3 separate regions of the Homo sapiens genome follow, and all the other regions are linked to region 1. The links are chromatin loops, found by intact Hi-C in ENCODE. Cell type or tissue: mammary epithelial cell. All regions are shown on one strand.

What was found. Hi-C counts contacts between places; a loop is a spot of excess contacts. Peaks named below come from ENCODE experiments on the same cell type or tissue, not always from the same donor. Only the 100,000 strongest peaks of a DNase experiment are listed, where the experiment ranks them.
Region 2: it touches region 1 in a loop (6-fold over the local background); 6 of 110 quality-filtered maps call a loop at or near these places.
Region 3: it touches region 1 in a loop (5-fold over the local background); 3 of 110 quality-filtered maps call a loop at or near these places.

Annotation. Positions count from the first base shown.
Region 1 is chr3:58,819,821-58,827,820 of GRCh38, forward strand. The region is part of intron 14 of CFAP20DC (CFAP20 domain containing); the gene reads right to left. CFAP20DC-AS1 (CFAP20DC antisense RNA 1) reads left to right here and starts at 4,651. Exons shown (of 3, transcript NR_110820.1): 1 at 4,651-4,755. In mammary epithelial cell, a CTCF peak has its summit at 4,570; a DNase peak (open chromatin) is centred at 4,611.
Region 2 is chr3:58,637,583-58,645,582 of GRCh38, forward strand. FAM3D (FAM3 metabolism regulating signaling molecule D) reads right to left here. Exons shown (of 10, transcript NM_138805.3): 5 at 7,927-8,000; 6 at 6,080-6,138; 7 at 2,545-2,595. Among named protein-coding and RNA genes, the nearest start is that of FAM3D, 25 kb to the right of the region's middle. RefSeq lists enhancers at 2,849-3,349, 3,350-3,850 and a silencer at 3,152-3,311. In mammary epithelial cell, a CTCF peak has its summit at 3,218 (motif pointing right); a DNase peak (open chromatin) is centred at 3,259.
Region 3 is chr3:59,806,619-59,814,618 of GRCh38, forward strand. All of the region lies in intron 8 of FHIT (fragile histidine triad diadenosine triphosphatase), which reads right to left. CFAP20DC-DT (CFAP20DC divergent transcript) reads left to right here. Exons shown (of 7, transcript XR_002959675.2): 7 at 3,114-4,692. Among named protein-coding and RNA genes, the nearest start is that of CFAP20DC-DT, 720 kb to the left of the region's middle. RefSeq lists enhancers at 1,585-2,220, 2,855-3,488, 3,489-4,122. In mammary epithelial cell, a CTCF peak has its summit at 3,354 (motif pointing left); no DNase peak of the experiment used is centred here.

The DNA of each region.
Region 1 (8,000 bases):
CGGGCAGAGACACAGCCAAAAAAGAGAATTTTAGACCAATATCCTTGATGAACATTGATGCAAAAATCCTCAATAAAATACTGGCAAAACGAATCCAGCAGCACATCAAAAAGCTTATCCACCATGATCAAGTGGGCTTCATCCCTGGGATGCAAGGCTGGTTCAATATACGCAAATCAATAAATGTAATCCAGCATATAAACAGAGCCAAAGACAAAAACCACATGATTATCTCAATAGATGCAGAAAAAGCCTTTGACAAAATTCAACAACCCTTCATGCTAAGAACTCTGAATAAATTAGGTATTGATGGGACATATTTCAAAATAATAAGAGCTATCTATGACAAACCCACAGCCAATATCATACTGAATGGGAAAAAACTGGAAGCATTCCCTTTGAAAACTGGCACAAGACAGGGATGCCCTCTCTCACCACTCCTATTCAACATAGTGTTGGAAGTTCTGGCCAGGGCAATGAGGCAGGAGAAGGAAATAAAGGGTATTCAATTAGGAAAAGAGGAAGTCAAATTGTCCCTGTTTGCAGACGACATGATTGTATATCTAGAAAACCCCATTGTCTCAGCCCAAAATCTCCTTAAGCTGATAAGCAACTTCAGCAAAGTCTCAGGATACAAAATCAATGTACAAAAATCACAAGCATTCTGATACACCAACAACAGACAAACAGAGAGCCAAATCATGAGTGAACTCCCATTCACAATTGCTTCAAAGAGAAGAAAATACCTAGGAATCCAACTTACAAGGGATGTGAAGGACCTCTTCAGGGAGAACTACAAACCACTGCTCAAGGAAATAAAAGAAGATACAAACAAATGGAAGAACATTCCATGCTCATGGGTAGGAAGAATCAATATCGTGAAAATGGCCATACTGCCCAAGGTAATTTACAGATTCAATGCCATCCCCATCAAGCTACCAATGACTTTCTTCACAGAATTGGAAAAAACTACTTTAAAGTTCATATGGAACCAAAAAAGAGCCCGCATCGCCAAGTCAATCCTAAGCCAAAAGAAGAAAGCTGGAGCCATCACACTACCTGACTTCAAACTATACTACAAGGCTACAGTAACCAAAACAGCATGGTACTGGTACCAAAACAGAGATATAGATCAATGGAACAGAATAGAGCCCTCAGAAATAACGCCACATATCTACAATTATCTGATCTTTGACAAACCTGAGAAAAACAAGCAATGGGGAAAGGATTCCCTATTTAATAAATGGTGCTGGGAAAACTGGCTAGCCATATGTAGAAAGCTGAAACTGGATCCCTTCCTTACACCTTATATAAAAATCAATTCAAGATGGATTAAAGATTTAAACGTTAGACCTAAAACCATAAAAACCCTAGAAGAAAACCTAGGCATTACCATTCAGGACATAGGCATGGGCAAGGACTTCATGTACAAAACAACAAAAGCAATGGCAACAAAAGACAAAATTGACAAATGGGATCTAGTTAAACTAAAGAGCTTCTGCACAGCAAAAGAAACTACCATCAGAGTGAACAGGCAACCTACAAAATGGGAGAAAATTTTTGCAACCTACTCATCTGACAAAGGGCTAATATCCAGAATCTACAATGAACACAAACAAATTCACAAGAAAAAAACAAACAACCCCATCAAAAAGTGGGCAAAGGACATGAACAGACACTTCTCAAAAGAAGACATTTATGCAGCCAAAAAACACATGAAAAAATGCTCATCATCACTGGCCATCAGAGAAATGCAAATCAAAACCACTATGAGATACCATCTCACACCAGTTAGAATGGCAATCATTAAAAAGTCAGGAAACAACAGGTGCTGGAGAGGATGTGGAGAAATAGGAACACTTTTACACTGTTGCTGGGACTGTAAACTAGTTCAACCACTGTGGAAGTCAGTGTGGCGATTCCTCAGGGATCTAGAACTAGAAATACCATTTGACCCAGCCATCCCATTACTGGGTATATACCCAAAGGACTATAAATCATGCTGCTATAAAGACACATGCACACGTATGTTTATTGCGGCATTATTCACAATAGCAAAGACTTGGAACCAACCCAAATGTCCAACAATGATAGACTGGATTAAGAAAATGTGGCACATATACACCATGGAATACTATGCAGCCATAAAAAATGAAGAGTTCATGTCCTTTGTAGGGACATGGATGAAATTGGAAATCATCATTCTCAGTAAACTATCGCAAGAACAAAAAACCAAACACCGCATATTCTCACTCATAGGTGGGAATTGAACAATGAGATCACATGGACACAGGAAGGGGAATATCATACTCTGGGGACTGTTGTGGGGTGGGGGGAGGGGGGAAGGATAGCATTGGGAGATATACCTAATGCTAGATGAGGAGTTAGTGGGTGCAGCACATCAGCATGGCACATGTATACATATGTAACTAACCTGCACAATGTGCACATGTACCGTAAAACTTAAAGTATAATAAAAAAAAATCATGAAAAAACAAACAAACAAACAAACAAACAAAAAAAACCAAACACCGCATATTCTCACTCATAGGTGGGAACTGAACAATGAGATCACATGGACACAGGAAGGGGAATATCACACTCTGGGGACTGTTGTGGGGTGGTGGGAGGGGGAAGGGATAGCATCAGGAGATATACCTAATGCTAGATGACGTGTTAGTGGGTGTAGTGCACCAGCATGGCACATGTATACATATGTAACTAACCTGCACAATGTGCACATGTACCCTAAAACTTAAAGTATAATAAAAAAAAAAAAGACTATACAGACTGATCCCTTTCCATCTTTGCTCATAGTGATTTTTAAGTGTTAGAAAACAAAAAAGTAACCAATGGAAACTTTTCAAATAAAAACTGCTGACACGAACACATAGAAAGGTGAACAACTAGCTGTCTGAGGCTAGACATCCTCACCTACAAATGGATATTGATGGAGTTCAGGACATGGCATTTACAGTAGCAGGAAGGTCACTCTCACCTTCTCCTGTTCTCCCCTGCAGCTGGTCATAAAACATAGCTAGGATTTTCTGAACACCCCCTGGAGCAGGTCATAAGATACTCATTTGAGAGATGCCGTCCCTATCCCCTGAAGAAAGGAACATCCTTATCTCTGAAGACACAGGGACACAGAGAAGAATCTGAACAAAAGCCTTGCTGATTTTCTTCGTTTATTTCCATTAGCTCATATCTCCTTTGCCCAATCATATTTCTCCACCACTTTCCTCTCTTCATCAAACCTGGAGTAAAAATATTCAAGTTTCACTGTTTGTTCAGTTCTTCATTTCCTTATAAAGACTCCTGTATCATGGAAAACTTACATGAAATAAATTTGTATGTTTTTCTTTTGCTAATCTGTCTTTTGTTGCAACAGAGGCCTTGGCGATGAATCCAGGGTGGGTGAGAAAAAGATATTTTTCCTCCCCTACAATATGCTTATAAACATATGTAGCAGTAAACCTATTTCTAGGTAGGTAGCATCCTGTGAAAGCACCAATGAAATAATATAGAATTTGTTTTGATTTTGGCATTCAGTCATACCTAGAGAATATCGTAAGTAGATGCAAAGGGATGACAACCAGTATCTACAATGAACTACGACCATCATCATAATAGCGGCGATTGACATTTATTGAGTACTTATGCTAATTCTTGGTAGATATGATCTTATTTGATCCTCAGAGCAATTCTATGAAATAAATAGGATGAACAACTACATTCAACAGAAGAGGAAATTGACACTGGGTATTAACCCAGGATCGTGCCTGCCAGGAAAGAGTGGAGCTAGAATGTGAACCCAGGCAGTCTGAGTCCACAGCTTACCCTCTCAACCACTAGTCTGTAGTGTTTATTCCAGCTCGAGAGTGCATCTAGAGTGGTGACTATTTAAGTTTTTGAATAACAAAATGACAAAATCAGTTCTGTTTGTGGCAGGAAAAAAAAGTGACCCTGAAGAAATACATTTATTTGAAATATATATGACTATCTCCTTACCATAAATTAATTTCATTGTTTTCATTCTCATGACATGTCACTATGTATTTACAATTTAAAAAATCAGTTTTGCCACGTTACTAAATTTGGGACAATCATAAAATGTAATAGACAGTACTCTGAGAATAAGAAAAGTTTATTTCCTGGGGTGACTTTCATAGTCACTAAACACAGAACAACTTGCACATTTCAATATTTCCTCCTGACAGTACAGATACTGTCTCTATTGTCACTATTACACTGACTCTAATATCAGTTTTCGTATATCATTTCTATAGTTGTATAAGAACATCTGCTCATATGATTTATCTGCAGCTTAGCACAATCAACTGCATACCTTTTTAGTTCAGGAGGATTAAAAGAAAACTCATTCTACCCAAAGAGAGCTGAGAAGTTAATGAATCTGTAGATCAGAACAAATTAAAACCTATTAATTATAAGGAGTCTGAAATGCCAATATATTATATTTTGAATACACAGCAACCAGGAATATCATGCAAAAACGCTGATATGCTGTGGAGCAAAGAAATGGAACAGATCCCAGAAACTCAGGACCTCGGCCTTTTGGTGGCGCTGTTGCTATGTGCTAGTGCCAGGAAAACAGTATTCATATATAATTAACTACCACGGAGCACAAGCAGCTTTGCTTTTCCATGATCAAGCTGCTAGAGATTTTGGGGTGAGGGAGCGAAATGAAGGCTAAATAAAAGAACCGGAGATAAGATAATCCTGCCATGTTAAAAGGTAAAGATAATATTTTTATGTTGTTATGTAAAACCTATGAAAATGGCGATAATGTTGCAAGGTTAATCAAGACCATAAATAACTTGTCTGAGAACCTCACCATATGCCTGCAGTTTTATTAAGTGTATTTTGCCTCGTTATTCTCCGAATATTATGCTCTGCAACATGCCATGTTGATGGATGCATGCAATGAGCTTTTCTTTTCTTTTTTGTAAGCTAAAGAGACTTATGTGCTTGATATTAGGTATGGGAATTCTTTTTTTTTTTTTTAAGAGATGGGGTCTCATTGTGTTACCCACACTGGCCTTGAATTCCTGGGCTAAAATCCTCCTGCCTTAGCCTCCCAATTAGCTGGGAATACAGACCTGTGCCACCATGCCCCCGTTCAGGTTATGTTAATTATTAACCTGAAGGAATGACAGCTTTGGGGCATCTGCTCACAGGGTAGCTGCACAATAAACCTACTTTTCTTGAATCTACATTTGAGGAGAGACAGTGAAATGAAATATTGAAATAATGAGATAATGAAGGAGTTTATTTGGAAGGATCTGAGGGAGTCAGTCTGTATGCTGATGGTTAAACTCACATCAAAACAAACACTACAGAATCTCTGCTTACTCTTTCAGGTCTCAGTCGTCATAAAAAGGGAAAATGTCCTAGAAATTCTGTTCTGATCACTCAAGTGGCCCTTTGAGGAGAATAACCTTGGGGAAACAGCAGTTGACAGTCAGTGTGAGCTTACTCTGCTAAGCACCAGGCACATGCATTTCATGTACTCATTCGATTTGCATAATGCCAATATTAGGAAGGTTCTTTTATTATTTCCATTTCAAAGATGATCATGTCCATAAATGGCAGAGCTGGAATTTGAGCCCAGGTTGACTGATCTAGAGTTTATATTTGTTTGGGCATCCCATGAAGCAGTGTCCATTGATAGCTGTTCCTGTTCCTTAAAAAAAGAAAACACACACACACACACACAACATGGCTTTATGCTATTGTCAATCAAAATCCCTCACCAAGATAAAATTCACTTAAAATTCATTATAACTAACTCCTAGTGCCCTTCCAAAGGCTGCCGAGAGCCCAGTTTTTGAATAAATCTCACGAGGGCTACTCCTAACAGAAACTCTCCAAAATTGATTGATTGTAGCCTGGTTTCCACAGAAGTTGTAAAGTATTGTTTTAATTGAATTTGGTTCTAAGTTAGAAACTTTGAAAAATTTGTCTGTCAAAGGCCAATGGATTTCTCAGTAGGCTTGATTTATTTAGCAAGAGATGCCTACAAAAGCCAATTTGCTATGAGGAATGTGGTTACATTTAATTACACTTTTAAATGACTAATTTGTTATATCTAAACACCTTTTAAACAGTACATATTACTCTGAACTGTACAGATGCTGAGGAATCAAAGTTTGTGTTAAACACAAAGGATTTTGCTAAAGACTCTTCATTTTACTCTGCGTAGGCTTTCTGGCTTCAGACTGCAATGTGTGTGAAGTCGTCAGGTAAAAATGCTAAACTGAATGGGACCGGACTACATCTTTTTCTTCCTATTTGCAATCAGGCCCTGCTCAGAAGGAGATTTTCCTTTGGGTGTATATTTAATATCCATTTATCAAATCTTGAATTGAAAATATTACATGCATCACTCAGGATTTATTTAAGCAAAGCAAAGCTGATGTTTATTTTGGAATCTTGACGAAAATTATTTTAGAGTAAAAAATGAATTTTTAAAAATTATACTTTAAGTTTTGGGATACATGGGCAGAATGTGTAGGTTTGTTACATAGGTACACATGTGTCATGGTGGTTTGCTGCACCCATCAACCCGTCATCTACATTAGGTATTTCTCCTAATGCTATCTATCCCTCCCCTAGCCCCCTACACTCCGACGGGCACTGCTGTGTGATGTTTCCCTCCCTGTGTCCATGTGTTCTCACTGTTCAACTCTCACTTATGAGTGAGAATATGCAGTGTTTGGTTTTCTGTTCCTGTATTAGTTTGCTGAGAATGATGGTTTCCGGCTTCATCCATGTCCCTGCAAAGGACCTAAACTCATCCGTAAACAAGGAATTTTTAAAAATATTATTGATTGATTCATTCAAGTAATGACTGACAACTAGCTGTGATGCCTTGTGCTAGCCTTTGTGCTCCAACACAGAAGGTATGAAAGAACACAGGCAGGGTTCTGCCTTCAAGGAATTCACAACCAGGCCTGGGGATAGTGGTAACAGTGGTTGGCTAATGTCATAAGTGCTGTAATTGAGCCAGAAGATAACAGGGACCCAGAGAGGGAAGCGAATAATTCTGTTCAGGGTGGGATGAGGGTTGGGGAGAGTTTCATGAAGCAGTGACAAGTGAGTTGGGGCCTTCAGAAATAAGCAAAAGGAGGGATAAACAGTCAGAGTACAGAGAATTTTAGGGGCAGTGAAACTACTCTGTATGATACTATAATGGTAGATACATGTCACTATACCTTTGTCTAAATCCATAAAATGCACAACACCAAGAGTGAACCCTGATAATGTGACAATGATGTGTCAATGGAGGTTCATTAATTGTAACAAATTACCACTCTGGTGGGGGACACTGATAATAGGGTTCGTCTCAATTTTGCTGTGAACCCAAAACGGCTCAAAACAATTATAAGTCTTTAATAAAAAATTAGCCAAAAACCAAAAAACCAAAACAGAAATTAAAGAGCCATTTTCTAAATAGAGAAGGAGCTGCCAGACAGAGAAGAGATGAGCATGGCCTGATCTGAACACAGGGCATGGCTCACCAACTGACAGCCAAGTTGACAGTGTGGCAGGAGCAGAGTGGCTCACTTGTGTGTATGTTGGGTGGGGGGTGGGTAGCGAGACAAGCAAAACTCATTTCAAGTGCTACGCAAGCTGACAGAGAAACGAAGGCACTAAGAGGAGGTTATCTTGCTAAAGGAGAGACTCCCCACTGTCCCCTCCACCACAGACTTAATTTGGCTTCCTTTTGGAACTTGGAATTCCAGTCCCCTCTTGTCTGCATGGTAAACTTGAACTCATTCTTGAACTTTGGCTTAACTGTTGTCTTCTCTGTGAAAGCATCCCTGAAACCCACATGCGGAATCACTCCCTCTCACGTGTTCCCATAACTCGTTATTCTATCACTTGCCACCCTGAGTTACAGTGAGCCGTTTACCTGGGCTTCCCCACCAAAACTGTGAATACCTCAAGCTTGGATAAGGCTTTATCTGTATCCTCAG
Region 2 (8,000 bases), 180 kb before region 1:
CTGGGCCCTTTGCATACCCCAGACCCCATTCTACGCTGGACAATGCCCAGATTATCTGTGCTGACTTTAGGTGGTATAGCACGTGGCCTCAGACAACTGAGATCCCTGGGAGAGAATTCGAGTAGACTATGAATACAACTCTCCTGCTGTGTCAAGGAGCAAGGCTCTGCGTGTGTCTTTAATGCCTCCCTAACTTGCCAAGCTCTCTATTTAACAGAGAACAGCTCTAGGTTTAGCACCTGGGGGAGGCATCAGCATCCAGCTCACTGTGAAGAGGCTGATTTGTTTCCCTTGTGATTATTATTATTATTATTATTCTGACACAGAGTTTCTCTCTCGTTGCCCAGGCTGGAGTGCAATGGCGCGATCTGCGCTCATTGCAACCTCCACCTCCTGGGTTCAAGCGATTCTCCTGCCTCAGCCTTCCAAGTAGCTGGAATTACAGGCATGCGCCGCCATGCCTGGCTAATTTTGTGTTTTTAGTAGAATTGGAGTTTCTCCATGTTGGTCAGGCTGGTCTCGAACTCCCAACCTCAGGTGATCTGCCTGTCTCGACCTCCCAAAGTGCTGGGATTACAGGCATAAGCCACTGTCCCAGGGCCCTCCATTGTGATTATTTTTATGGTCACCTTCCCTGCATAACAAGTGATAATAGCTTTCCATTTAAGGCAGTAATATAGTTTCCTTTTAAGATATATTTACTTAGGTAAGAAAAAAAGTGATCCAATTTAAAGAAAAATACTAATAATGCAGATATTATTCTAGATATGGTGCAACTCGAGTGGGCTCAAGTTTGGGAACAAGCAGCCTAGTGGCTAAAGCAGAGACTATATCTGTCAAATGAGGATGAGTAACAGCCCTGCTTATAACCTCTATGAAGTGCAAATGTGACAATAACTTTGGGCATACAGTAAGCGTACTCTAATGGAACCAAAAATTATTAGCAGGATTGGCAGCATAATTTTCAGGACCCAGTGCAGAATGAAAATGCAGGGCCTTTTAATAAAAAATGATTAAGTATTTCAAGACCACGATGGCAGAGCATGAAGTCAAGTGTGAGATTCTTCCAAGCATGGGCCCCGTGTGACTGCCCTGTCCCCAGGTCATAGGCCCACAAAGCTGGCCTTGATTATTAGTATTCCAGTGCGGACCTCTAGGACCTTGGGGAAGAAGCCATTCTCCCAACTAAGGCCAGCTGCCAGCCAGCTCAGTGACAGAGGTTTCCGGTCAACCACCACAGTCACTCTTCTAAAGAAATGGCCCTTGAACTTTTATGACAAAAGGAGGGAGCTCTTAAAGCACCATTAATTTGTGTTGTTAGCAGATATTACGGTCTGGTGCTTGTCTGGATGGACGGTGGGTATTTGAAAAAATAAAACATGCCTTCTGCTAATGATCACCTCACTTTAAAAAGCCATCATCCCCTTTTGTTTCCTGAAGGGAAGGACTACTTGCTCACAATGCTTCTGTTTCTGGGTCCCCATCAGCCGTGGCTACATTCAAGTTTATCATAAGGCATTTTAAAGCTTAGTTTCATCTTTACGCTTTTTTTCCTTTTCATTCTGACAGATGATTTCCTTGCTTCTGAGTCATCTGGACGGAATGAGGGAAGAGGGGAGCGAAGGGGAAGAGGAGGGAAGGGAGAAGACTAACATAGCTTGCCTGGACCCCTCCACCAGTCAGGCTGGATACCCTTCCACCAATTATTTCAGGTTATCTAATCTTCACATCAATTTTATGGAGTGGAAACTATAGCTGCCTCTATGTCACAGATGAAGAAACTGAGGCTCAAGAGGCATCACTTGCTTCAGGTCATGCCGCCAGTAGTCTCTGACACCGGAGACTGGACGTTTTCCATAAACCTGGCCCCAGGCCACGCTGAACATCAGTAGGACTCCAGGCAGAATGTCTGGTCCTCAGCCCCTGGCCTGTCCCCATCTCCTGTTGCCCCTGTCCTCAGCTCTATCCTGTACCAGGAGGAGGGACCTTGCACACCGCATGTGGGCACTTCAGTGGGCCCATCCAGGCTCCATCCACAGCACCCTCCCATCAAGCAACAGCCAGCCCCTGGTCACCCCTCCATCCTGGGGGAGTGTCAGAAGCCTGGGGGTGGGGCACACCTGGTAAGAGACCTGCGTGGGCCCTGATGCAGACTCCAGGTCAGCACACTCCTAGCTCTGCGGACTGCTCACCCATGAGTTGGGATGGAGATGGAGGAGGGCCGGGTGGGGTCTTATGAAGCCCTGGGCTGAGGACAGGGTTCCAGCTGCCCATCTGACGTTTCCTGAGCTCACTTCTTAAATAAAGCATTGCACTTGAATCCCTGTCTCAGGATCTGAGTCTGGGAGATCCCAACTGAGATGGCCAGAAGGAGTTTCGAAAGCAGCAGGACACCCTCAACCCCCCACCGCACCTCTTCCTGGGTGCCTCCTGTGGAAAGAAGCACCAGGTACCTCGAGCCACCAGGTCCCTTGCCACATGAAGAGGCTCAGCCCTCTGCACCGCACCCCCGACTGTGACTTCAGTGTCAGCAGAGGCACCTACCTCCAGAGTACATGTCAAATGCCTTCTGTCCCAGCACAGCTCCCGTGGTTCCTAGGGGTTAAGAGGAGAACGATTATCCCCTGTAACACGTGTCATTCTGCCTGTCGTTCTGCTGAAAATGCCTAATCTGTAGTCTAAGATCTAAAAACAGAATAAGAATCTAATGAAATCAGGTCCTATAAAGAGCACGCAGGACTAAAGTAGGTTTCCAGGAATGGCTGGGCTCATCTGAGAGGTTCAAGAACGTAATGGCTGAGGACATCTCTGGAATCGAACTGAGTCTACTCAGTCTGAGTCGGTGTTCTGTCCTACCAGTTTCTAACGCAGGACTTAGCATTTTGACCTCAATTTTTGCATCTGTACAATGGGTTGTGGGAACTAAAGGAGATACATTTAAAATATTAATAGTAGTCATACAAGATGAATTTTAGCTGCAAAATCAAAATCAAAATGACAGTCGTCATTATTATTCCCACCTAAATAGAAAACCTACAACTGGAGTCCTCCACCTCTTGAAGGCAAAGGGATTTGTGTTGGGCTAAGCGGTACTCAGTTTCCCAGGGTCCAGTAACCTGGATTGCGTTTGTGGGTTTTGTGGGAGGAGGTGGCCGAAGGCCAAGCCCTCCAGGGAACCGAGTCTTCTGGAGGAACGTTACAGTTCGCGCTCTCCGCCGCTAGATGGAGGCGTTGCAGAGGGGATGGCAGCTCCGAGGCTTACGGAGGAGGGTGGGGACCAGGCCTAGGCTGTCCAGGTGGCGCGAGCAGGCTCGCTTAGCAGCCCCTCCAGGATTCTCGGGAGCCACGTAGCGTGAACGGAATGCTTCACCTGGGGCTCTTGGAAGGAGTCTATGAACCCATGGGGCTGCTTTTGTGATCGCGTGCGCTTGTGAATGATTCTGCAATTGGAGAGTGTTGGGGGTGGGGGTGGCGGCCAGCATAGCTGGAAGATCCTGAGGACTCTCTGCCCCACTAAAGGTTAAAGACTACTGGATCCTTAGCAATCCTTGTGTTGTTCTTGGTCATATAGATGAGGACACTGAGCCCCTTACATGATTTGTTGGGCTTCCCCACATCTGGCATACATAGCACGCATGTATACAGTAGGTGCTGTATGTGTGGTTGAGACATTTCTAGTCTAGGGAGGTAGTTCAGGTGAATGATTAAGACCTGCAGTTGACTCGATCCAGGTTCAAACGTAGGTGGTTTTATAGGCTGTGTGACCTTGGGCAAGTTGCTTAACCTCTTTTTTTTTTTTGGACAGGGTCTCTCTGCAGTCCAGGCTGGAGTGCAGTGGTGTGAGCTTGGCTGACTGCAACCTCGACCTCCCAGGCTCAAGCAATCCTCCCACCTCAGCCTTAGCTGGGACTACAGGTGTGCGCCACCACACCCAGCTAATTTTTTTACTTTTTGTAGAGACGGGGCGGATTCGGGGGGTGGTTCACTGTTACTCAGGCTGTTCTTGAACTCCTGAGCTCAAGAGATCTGCCCACCTCAGCCTCTCAAAGTGCTGGGATTACAGGCATGAGCCACTGCACCCAGCCTGCTTAACCTCTTTGAGCCTTAGTTTCTTACCTGGGAAATGGGGATATTGAGCATAGCTCCATCCTAACACAGTGATGGGGTTAAATGAAAAGGCACAGTAAGTGCCCAATAAATGCTAGTTCTTATTGCCATTGATGGTTATTTTCATCCTTTTGGCTTTGTGAGAAGCAGGGAAAGAGGCCTAGTCTGGGGCCATCTCATTGGAGAATATTCAAAAAGCTTTTCTCAGGTGCGACCCATTTAGGGGAGAAAGTCAGCAGGTTTCAGCCAGGTCAGCTGCAGCCTGTGCCATTTCCTGCCTGCCCTCGCTGTGGGGTGAGGGCAGATGGATGGGAGTGTTGATGTATGCTGAGGCTCCTACAGTCTTCTGGGGTCTGGCATGCACAAAAGAGCGCTCTGAGACCAGCCTGGGCACACCCTCCCTGCAGGAGGGATGCCACTTCATTGAGGCTGGAGTGGAACAGGCCTGGGCCCTCCTCAAAGCTGCAGAGGAACGGCTGCACTCAGCCTCCTGCCACTCCCTGCCCTGGCCCTTCCTGGGCTCCTAGGAAGTTGGCCAGGGCTGTCCTCTGACTCCCATCTGTCCAGGAACAGCCCCATCACTGCTCCAGGCCTCGACTTCTCCCCTGACCCATTAGGGTTTCTTGGCAGAGCGAGAAAAGGCTTTCTCTGGAGTGAAGTGCAGGGGCTTGGAGCTGGCAAGGCCGGGGCTCCCATCCTACCCTGTTCCTTCCTAAGTGTGCTCATGTGGTCCTGCCACACACAAGCTCGACAAGTTCCTTCCTGAGCATCCCTTACACCTTTTCCCCAACTTGCCCTGACCTTTGTCCCAGAAGTGGCCCTTACAGCCAGTTCTTAGAAAACTCTGTTTTCTAAGAACAGAGGCAGAGAGGAGGTCTGGCTGGGGCTAGACCACCTGGTCCTTACCTGACCCTGTAAGTCCACTCCCTCCTGAAACGTGTCCCTACTTCAGGCTTGGCGGCCCTCTGGCCTCCTGTTTAAGTGTGTGTCCTGCAGGAGATGCAGGGTTATCAAGGCCATGGATTCCCTTGTGGTCTCCCTGCCTCCAGCCCCCCTACTCCAAGCTGGAGGGAGGTTTCTGGAGTGCATGCCTGGCCCCTCACACACTGCTCAAAGCCTTTCCGTGGCTCCCTACTGCTCTCGGCTTCCAGTCACACTTCTTAGCAGGCTTGCTAGCTCCTCATCCTCTGGCCTTGCTGCTGTCCCCAGCCTTGCCTCTCTATGTTGCCCTGCAAACCTCTCTCCCTCCCTTTCCCTTCTCCTCCCTGCACTGTGTTGCCCCTGCCTGGAAAGAGCCTTCCCCAATTTTCTCCTGGCCAGCGCCCACAATCCTTCAGGCCTTAGCTGGCCATCAGCTCCCTCTGGAAGCCTCCCCTGAACCACCCGGGGTCTGTCCCCTGTTCTGCATCCCAGCTCTGCATCCCAGCTCCCATAGCTGTGCTTCCTGCCCCTCCAGAGAGGCTCACCACATTGAGATTGTTTGTGAGCCTCACGGATACCTACGGAGGCTGTGAAGCCAGGGCCTTTCTAGTTCTTGGCTGACCCCCAGTGTCCTGTACAGAGCCTGGCCCACAGTAGCTGCTGCCTGTATTTGTTGAATGAATGAATGAAGGTGTATACTCAGCATGTGATCTTGCACTGTCATTGGTTGTCCCCACATCCTCATTTGTGTTGGCTTAAGCAGAGAGGCTTTGAGGATCGGGTCATGTTTCACTCATGTTCCATAGGAGAAGTGTGTCCTCCTGAGATAGGAGCATGTGGCAGGGGCCTGGCTAGCTCTGCGGTTCTACAGCTCTGCGGGTCTTTGAGACCTTCTGTTCCCCCAGGCCAGCCACGCTTCCCCTCCTGAGCTCTACGGGCATTCCTGCCATGAGGTAGGAGCTGAGCCAATGTTGGTTGAATGAATATGCCGCTACCCCCTACCCTCCCTGGTTCTGGGTGGGAACTGTCTGGGGATGGATATGCAACTCACCATTCACCAGGGCGATGTTTAGGCCTCTGCCCACATTGTTTTTCACAGGACTCATGATCCTGAAGACAATGAAGAAGAAATATGACAGTCGGTCCCGAGTGTGGAATGAACACTCTGCTCTCCCAGCTGGGGAACTCCGTGAGGACCCACATAAGCAATGCAGAAGCATTGGGAAACACATGCAATAACTGGGGCCATCTGTTTTCTCCTGAAAACTAGTGGTGGGCTGGATTCTCTGAAGAGTTTCTCAAGGCATGTTGGACCAGAACAACCTGCTCAGAGAAGAGGCAAGGTCCCTGCCTGGGCCTCTGAGGTGTTGGAGGTGGGGCCAGCCCACCCCCAGGCCGTGAGGCCTGGCTGCTGGAAGGAGGCAGGACCCAGAAGGTTGCTGCCATCCTGGGGTGTCTGAGTCCCCATGTGGCCCAGCTGTGTTCCTGCTGGCCCGGCATCCACACCCTTGTCTCTGGATGTGCGGTGGGAGAATTGTCTTTCTCCACGAACAGGCCAGGTGGTTCCTGGGATTGACCTCTCTCTCCCAGGTGTGGACAAGCAGAGCATCCTACGTCCCCAGCTACAGCGACTGGCTGATATGGTTTGGCTGTGTCCCCACCCAAAGCTCATCTTGAATTCCCACGTGTTGTGGGAGGGACCCAGTGGGAGGTAATTGAATCATGGGGGCAGGTCTTTCCTGTGCTGTTCTCATGATAGTGAGTAAATCTCACAAGATCTAATGGTTTTATAAGGAGGCTGCACAAGCTCTTTCTCTGCCTGCTGCCAACCATGTAAGATGTGACTTGCTCCTCCTTTGCCTTCCACCATGATTATGAGGCTTCTCCTGCCACATGGAACTGTGAGTCCATTAAAATCTTTTTCCTGGATAAATTACCTAGTCTCGGGTATGTCTTTATCAGCAGCGTGAAAACGGACTAATACGCTGGGCTAGGCTTGGTCATGTGACCCAGGCCAATCAATGAAATACAGGCTTGGGACTTTTGCAGGGATAATTTAGACAGGAAGGCTCTTTTCCCATTAGGGTGCTAGGCTGGGCTAATATGTCAAACCAGCTGGTGGTCTCCCTCTTTAACCACATGGAGAAATCCCTTGCAAGTAGAAAAAAAAAAGCAAAGCTATTAGACAGAGGAGGGTAGAGCTGAAGATGGGGTGATAGACAGCCCTGATGACATTGTTTGAATCCCTGGATCCAGGTGGTCCTGAAGCCTGCCTACCACCCCTGGTCTTTTAGGTATTTGAACCCATCACTTCCTTGTTTTGCTTAAACAAACTGTGGTTAGGTTCAGAATCCTGGTTTAAACACCCGTCCCTGAGTTCTTTCATAGGTTGCACTTGCTGTCCCAGGGCCTTTACTGTCTAGGTTGGATGATAGGTACACAGCCTTTCTCCTGTACTGGGGTGGAAGCCCTGGTGCCTGCTATATCTGGGCTTTGATGCCTGGGTCAGGATCTTGAAACTTCTCTGCAGGCATTTCCTTTCATGGGAAGCCCAGCAACTTGGCTGTTAGACTTGAGGTCAAATCCTGGTCCTGCCACTGGGCAGGTGACCCTGTCTGCACCCCACTATCCTCATCTTTACATTCTCCTGGGGATAATATCCCCACCTCCCAGGATGTCGGGGGAATGAATGAGAGATGCTGTGAAGCACCAGGCAAGGTGCTGGTGGATGTGGGAGCTGTTTCAATTATTGTTATTTGTGCCTCACACACCCAGAGTGAAAGGGAAGCTGTGGGCTGGTCTCACAGGCCAGCCCCTGCAGCCTCTGAGTTTTTTAATGAATGAATGAAATAAAATAAAATAAAATAAAATAAACATAGTTGTGTCTTAGGTACTTACATGCGGTCTTCAAAGCACATAGTAGGGCCCACGACGTTGGCGGCCCCACTGCAGATTTTAAACGCAAAGTAGTT
Region 3 (8,000 bases), 990 kb after region 1:
ATATGGGTACAGGGTTTATATATATATATACATATATATGTATACATATATATGTGTATATATATGTATATACATATGTATATATGTGTATATACATATGTATATACATATATATGTGTATCTCCCCAGTGTATGGGGTTAGAATGCAGCTGTGGAACATGGGGGTGTCCTCTTAGTGACTCAAACCAAATTATCACTGGAGAAACAATGAGAACAACAAAATCAAATGCAAACCACCAAAATACAAGTGTAGTCCTCATATCAAGAAAAAGATAAGGGAAAGATCTTCAGAAAGCCCCTCTATTAATTATTTAGTCTCAGCTCAGACAGTTCCAGAAACAGAACAGTGATAAACAGGACCATTGCCATACTTCTGGAGATGAGGAAAACACCAGAATAGAAATCTTCAGTGGGCTAGTATGGGACTCTGGCTGTGATCCCTCTCTTATCCAAAATTCTGCTAAGGGACTTGCCTGAGAACACACACAGATTTCTCTATGAGAGCAAAATAAGAGATATATACATAGGTTAGATAATGCAATGAAGATCAAAAATTACATTTTGGAATGTTGTATTCCATCTTATGGGGCAGCATTTAATCAGGATCCTAGTGCAATCTTCCATCTGGAGCCCCAAATCCAATGTCACACATTGCGGGTTGGGGTGCGGAAGATCTAGCTTAACCCTAGTGAGGAAGATGTCCTGCCTGGTTAACTTCCAGCTCAGTGGGTATTAGTAGCATAGCAGGGATGCCAAACAGGAACACACTATGGGGTGTCATCAGCAAGAATAAGGTCCAGAGCTATGTGGTGGGTTAGAAGTCTGAAAGTCAGAAAAGGCTTTGGAAGCCCTCTTGTCTTCCATTTTACAGGTGAAGAAACTGAGGCTGAATGATTTGTTTACCATTCAGGTTACACAGAGAGTTAAAGTCAGGACCCAGACCTTCCAAGTCCCAGGCCAAAGCAGGTGATTATTCTGTAGCATGTGCTGTCCATATTCCTCGGCAGCAGTATATCCCAGCAGCAGCATAATTTCAGAAAAGGAATGAGAAAAGGGGATATATCCATTGGAGGGTACCCAGGATCAGGGGTTTCAAAGATGCACAATTCTGGGACACAGGGTGAGTAGTCATGAGAAGTGGAGATATGGGGTGGGGGTGCGTGATGGTTTCCGCAAACACAGGAGAAAGAAACATTAACAACGTGGGCCGTGGAAAAGGAATTAAACTTGTTTGGTTTCATGGAGCAGGTAGATAACTAGTGGGTGGATCGGAAGAAAGCAATTTATATGTCTGTGGTGAAACATACACACATAACGTAAAATCCACCATTTAGCCATTTTAAAGTATATCGTTCAGTGGCATTTAGTGCATTCAACAGTGTTGTGCAAACATCACCGCTACCTAGTTTCAGAACATTTTCATTATCCCGAAGGGAAACCCTGCACCCATTAAGTGGTAACTCCCCTTTCCCCTACCCCCCCAGTCCCTGGCAACCACTTATCTGCTTTCTGTCTCTATCAATTTGCCTATTATGGATATTTCATAGAAATGGAATCATACAATATGTGGCCTTTAGTGTCTGGGGAAGCAGATGCTTTTTTAACATAATGAAAATTGCAGGATGAAGAGTGTGGTTTGAAAGGGGGCTTGGTAATGACTTAGGATGCTTGAATTCAGGCCAAGGCTAGAAGTCCACATGGTAGGGATATTGCGGAGGGGCCTCTGAACAAGAAGTGGGCTTGAAAGGCTGGCTCTTCAGGGCTTTTCTGACCTGGAGATGGAGGCCCTCTCTGACAAGCCCCTGGGACTATCTCCCTTTTTCCCCACAACCCCACCTCTGCCAGTGATGACCAGTCTCTACCCTACGGTAAAACTCAGGTCCAACCACGTCCACTCCTTTTGCTAATTTCCCCTCTTTTCATTCTCCTCCCACCTCCGGGTCTGTTGACACTTGCTTGCCAATTTGCCTGACACACTGCAGACAATCTTCTCACTCAAGCATGTTTGACCTGAACATACAGCTTTCTGCTGAGCTGATCTGGAGTTTCAGTTGGCCGTTTGGGCAGCCAGACATGAATTAAGAACAGGGATAAACAAGGATGGCTTGAGCTTTAACTACACCGATTTGGCCCAATAGGCTCGGGGATAATCTATAAGACCTAACAGCTGAGGGCAATAAAATTAGCTACAAAGGGACTGCGGGGTAGAAACAATGTCTTCTGATACTTCACACAACACACACTCACACACAAAAGACACCAAAAACTCTCCGACAGAAGCCTTACAACAGCTTAGAGGAGAGGCATTGTGCTTGAAAAACTATATTTTAAAAAGCAGAGAGGAAACCCACGGTGACTGAAGTATCATTTTCCCGGTGGTGATCATGGATTTCATCCCAAGACCTGGAAATCATGTTAGAACTACAGTATCAGCCCAGCTTTGTGTCTAGGGCTTAAACTTGAAATGTTGTTTACATAAATAGTTAAGGAACACATACTGGGTTGAAGAGTGTGCTCTCCAAAAATGCATGTCCACCTAGAGCCTCAGAATGTGACCTTATTTGGAAAGAGGTCTTGGGAGATGTTATTAGTCAAGATGAGGTCATACTGGATTAGAATGGGCCCTAAATTCCGTGACTGGTGTCCTTATAAGGACATCAACGGAGGGCAGAAGGCCATGTGAAGACAAAGCGGACACTAGAGTGAATCTGCTGTAAGCCAAAGAAGGCCAAAGATTGCGGAAAGGAAGGATTCTTCCCCAGAACTTTCAGAGAGAGCATGATTCTGCTGACACTTTAGTTTTGGACATCCAGCATCTTGAACTGGGAGGGAATGCATTTTGGTTGTTTTATGCCACTCATGTTGTGCCAATTTGTTACAGCAGTCCTAGGAAGCTAACATAATACACTCCCAATTCCCTCTTCTTTTATACAATTGTACAACCCTATTTGAAACATGGAAAAGGCTCTTAGTTCTCACAAAAAAATCTCATTATATTTGGAGTTCAACTTCTGAACACGGGTTTAGAAACAAATAGGGTCTGATTTCACTGATTTTCAAAGGGCTTTCTTTGTAATGACTGGGGTTTGTTTTATTTGTTTGCTTGTTTCCAGGAGAAGAGAAGATTGGCCTCAGACACTTCCGTCTTCAGACCTGTGCCTCTCCTTTGAGGATCCCTTCCCCGAAGCTGCCAAGGAGAACCTTCCCTCACATTGTTCCTCCTTTGTTCCCCGCTCTCCTTTTCCAGGCTGAGAGACCTGGGGCCTTGGAAGCAAGCACACGCTGGCTGAGCTGTGATTCCTCCATGTTGATTATAATTTTTATCACATTATATGGGATCCCTCTGGTGGTTACTAGGGGATACGTCAGTTTTGAGAGATTGGAACCTAACCAAAGAAGCTTCAAATCTAGAGGATAAGGGGACTCAGAGTTTACAAGTCACAGCAAGCAGATGCTGGTCTGCTTTAGGTGCCTCTTACGGGGATTGTGAGAGGGCTCCTGGGGCCTGAGGAGGGTCTTCTGAGGTGTGAAAGGCTGTACTGGTGGTCCCTGAAAGCCATCGTCATTTGTGTGAGGAGGAGTACTGGAGGAGCTGTCTTACCACATGAAAAACAGCATGGAGCATCCCAGCCACATCAAAGGCACGGTTTGAGCCTTGGGCTGTAGAGGCTCAGAGAGAGTGACAAATAAGACCCTGGTGAGAGACCAATGGGGACAGTATTTCCAGACTTTGGCATGAAACAGATTTCTGAGCACCTCATGAAATGTCTGCAAGGGCAGCTCCTCAGAGTGACCCTCCCAAATCAATCAAAGCTGGCCCCCTATCTTAATTATGACTTACAAATAGAAGCATGCACCTGGCTGGATGCAGTTTGCCACATGGTTTACAATAGCGGTAGAATAAGAAATAACTTACCAAACGAGTACATTTTCTTGGCTGGCTGGGGCACTCAGAGTTGACACTGGTAAGGCTCCATTAAAATGCCTTTATGTTCTGATATACACAGATGTGTTAATTTATAGCATATTCATCAGAAGACATAAATTAATTGCTCTCTGATGAATTTTATAACACCTCCTTTATGCCTCTCCACCCTCCCCCTCCAAAGTACACTGAAAAGGTCAACAGCACTATCGAATGCAGCACACTTCAACTTCCTTCCAAGCTTATAATTAAAGCTAATTAGTAGCTTTGGTAATTAGCGCATGTAAGCTTTCTGCTTTCTGAATTAATAAGACTGAGTCAGGTTTTGAGCCAAGTAGACTTTTCACTCACTGGTTCTGATTCTTGAACTGTGTTTGGCTGGTTAATTTAAAACATGTCTGTTGAAAGTGGAATACTAGAAAGAAAACATACTTGTGATGGTCTGCTCTCAAGCCAGTGTGATTTATGAACAGGCCAAAGTGGAACTGTTGTCACAAGAGAAAATCAGAATGCTCTGGGTTTCCAATAACTGACCAGTCTCAACCTCTCAGTGTGAAATGAGTTGTGCCCAGTTACTATGTCACATGGACACAACACAACGTCAAGGATGCCCTTGCACACTTATGTCACCCTCTCATAACACATCTGTACTAAGCACATCAAATCCTCTTTATTTTAGGAGAATGCAGAGGCAATGGCAGTGGGGTGCCAAGATATAACTAACTGCTCATTTTGATTCAAATAAAAATCAAAGAGGAGAAAAATCATTAGTCAAATCAGCTTCTGCTTTTGTGTAGACAAAGTGATTCTCCAAATAGCTTCGTGTTTCTTTTTTTAGCCAGCATGTGGGCATCCTGCATGCCCAGACAGAATTAAAAGTGCATGTTTTAAAATCAAGAAATCAAATCTATATTCTATTAAAAGAAAAAATGTGATTTGTTTTCAGACTTTAGAAACAGTTGGGATAAAAATTTCCACGGGTGAGCTCATTTGCTTTTTCTTTTCCCATACTAATCTCAGAAAATTTATTTTTGTTTTTTAAAGAAAGAAAGGAAGGAAGAAAAAGAAAATCACTTAGTGATTTACTGGACTCCTTATAAGTCCAGGACAATGGTGGGGGTTGCTCACAGCGCTAGTAATTTTGATACATAAAGAAAAGGAAACAGTCACTGCTGCAGAGAGAGGAATATATAAGACAGCTCTGGGTCACTAGAGTAAATGGTTTTCATTTTAATGGCGCACTTACTGCCACTGTGATAGCCACATTTGGATCTGTAAGGGGCAGTTAATACTATTCAAGAGCAAGGCACATTTGGTCTTGTGGATGGCTGTGATTGTGAAGGTGACAAGGGGTTATGGATTCCCACAGCCTCACAGGCCCAGCTGAATAGGAAGCCTTGTGCCCCCTTGGCAGCTCATCCTACCCCGTGGCAGCTCATCCTACCTAGGTGGATACACTCCAGTAAGATCTATACACAGTGGTTCTCAACTGGGGGAGATTCTGCCCCCAGGGGATACTTGGCAATGTTTGGCACAGTTTTGATTGTCATAACTGGTGGGAGAGGGTAGATGCTACTGGCATCTAGTGAGCAGAGACTAGGAATGTTGCCAAACGATCAGCCATGCACACGACAGTCACTCCTCAACAAAGATGATCTGGCCCCACAGGATACTAGTGCCAATGTCATGGAACCCTGATACAGAAGGTCTAAACAGGGTCTGAGGCCCTCCTTGTCTTTGAGGAAGAGTTAAATGTTAGCTTTCCAGATTGACTCTGGACTGATCTTGGCCTTATACAAGTCAGAAAGAAGTGAGTGATAGCTCACCCACAGGGGCTAGATCTGAGTCAGACTGGAAGAAGTCGGCACACTCAGGGTAACGGCAGCTGCCTAAAAGCCAAGCGCTGGGCATTTTTATGTTGCAGCTAAGGCCAGCATGCTGCATTATGGATGAGCTCATGTGCCATGGCAAACAGTTTAAGAACGATGCTTATATTTAATGAATCCTAAATGGTTTATTACAGAGGGTCAAGTTTCTGCTTCCTGTGGGAATTTGACATTTATGAAAATGCACGCACATTAATTATTCAGTGGAGACGTCCTTCCTATGGAAATTCACTTTCCTGTACACTCGACAGGACTACATTCCCTGTCTGCATGGGCTACTTTGTTGTTAATCCTCTAAGCATTAATTAAATAAAATTTGCAACCGAGCCAGGATGCATCTACCCTCAAATGTTATGCAAAAGACAGTTAAATGCTGTTTGATTTTTCCTGCTAGTAGCCAATCATTACCCATAGCTATTTATGTTCTTCCTTTTGTTCTTTAAAGCATAAACCTGGTATCTCTTCCCACTGAGAAGAAAACTACGCTCAGTAATTAAATTACACCACATTAAACTTACTTAAGTTCACCAGCAGGGAAAATTCCGTGCCCCTGGGTTTAACAGTAAGTCCTAATCACGCTTGCAAGCCATATCTTTTCTGTGAGTTGTTATAGTTTTCATTCCTGGAATTCCATTAAAAATGGTAATGTCATTACTCCTGTTACTGCTCAAAACCAACAGCATAATCCTGAATTTTAATTAGTAATTACAATTAATCATTATTTCATTAATGAAATGTTTAGTTGGTAATTGTCTTTGAGCACCTTACTCCCTAGGCTTATAAGCATTTCATAACATCTAATTTGTTGCCTGTTTCTGATGAAGTGGCACTGTCAACCTTATTTTATGTTAACACTTTGATGGGGCTCTGCATCCCAGGCCTGCACCACCGGCTGCATATTTACACCTTGGAAATGTGTGGCTTCTGGCTCTCGATAAGGTTCGCCTGAGGACGTACCCTCGCATTCTTTCCTGCCAGCTTAAGAAGGCGACTGTTTGTGCTCCCAGAGAGCACAGCATGTGAAGAGAGAAATAATAATTCCTGGAACGCTTACTTAATAATAAATCTGGGATCCAAATTCATGGATTTTTGAGAGGGGATAGAGCAAGGATTTGGAGGTAGTCTTTGGAACAGGAAGGTTGATTTTAAAAGAGCTTAAAGAATTAAGAATAAGCTGGGAGGGTTGTCAAGAATTTAACACGAGGCAAGATTTTTGTTGATCCTTTTGCAATAGCAAAGATATTCTTATTTATTAGGATGGTTTTTTAGGGGTGAGGGGAAGCTTGTCTTCCCCACCAAAAGGTCAGGGACCCAAGTATGCCTTGCACACAGTTGTATTCCTAGCTCCTGGTGCGGGGTTGGGCATACACGTGACTCAATAAACAGCTAGATAAGTCATTGTTCCTGCATGGCCTATGGTTAGGCTATGAAGGGGGTAACTGAGGTACAAGAGTTAATGGTGGTTTGGTGATGGTAGCAGGGTGTGGGATGCTAGGAGATGCCAAATCAGTGGGCTGGTGTGCTCACAAATGACCTGATGTCATAGTTGTCTGTCACTGACAATTCTAAAAGGACGGATTCATCCGACTGCCCTCTATGTAAAAAAATTTACACATACACACACACACACACACACACACACACACCCGACGGTGAATTATTCAGGGAGGAGAAAGCCTGCTATCCTTGGCAAATTAAACAAGGAGGATTTGAGCAAAGAAAAGATGTGCTGCTGTTATTTCAAGGAAGTATTCACAGCTTCAGAATTAAAACTGAGATGGAACAACATCAGACTTGTTGGAAAATGCTCCGCGTCTGTGGTGTATTTCAGACAAGTTAGTCAGAAAATTCAAAATATCTGGAAGAAATAAATGACGGCCAACAGTTTGGTGTTGGCCACCAGGTGCCAGAGCACGTATGGTCTTGGCCTAAGGTGAGTGAAAGACAGGTTTCTGGGTCAAGACAGGTGTTTCCAAATGGCAATTTTTGAGGCTGCTGACATTTTACAAAATAAAAGAATGTGATAAAGCTTAAGTTTTTGGTTGTATTTTATAAATGTCTATATTTAAGAAGTTCATGCTTTAGCACACATAAGACATTCAACAAGTCATTTGGAAATAACATCAAATGTCGAAATTTGAGACCCTTTATAATTAGGAGTGGAGGACCAAGTGGACTCCATCCCTTGT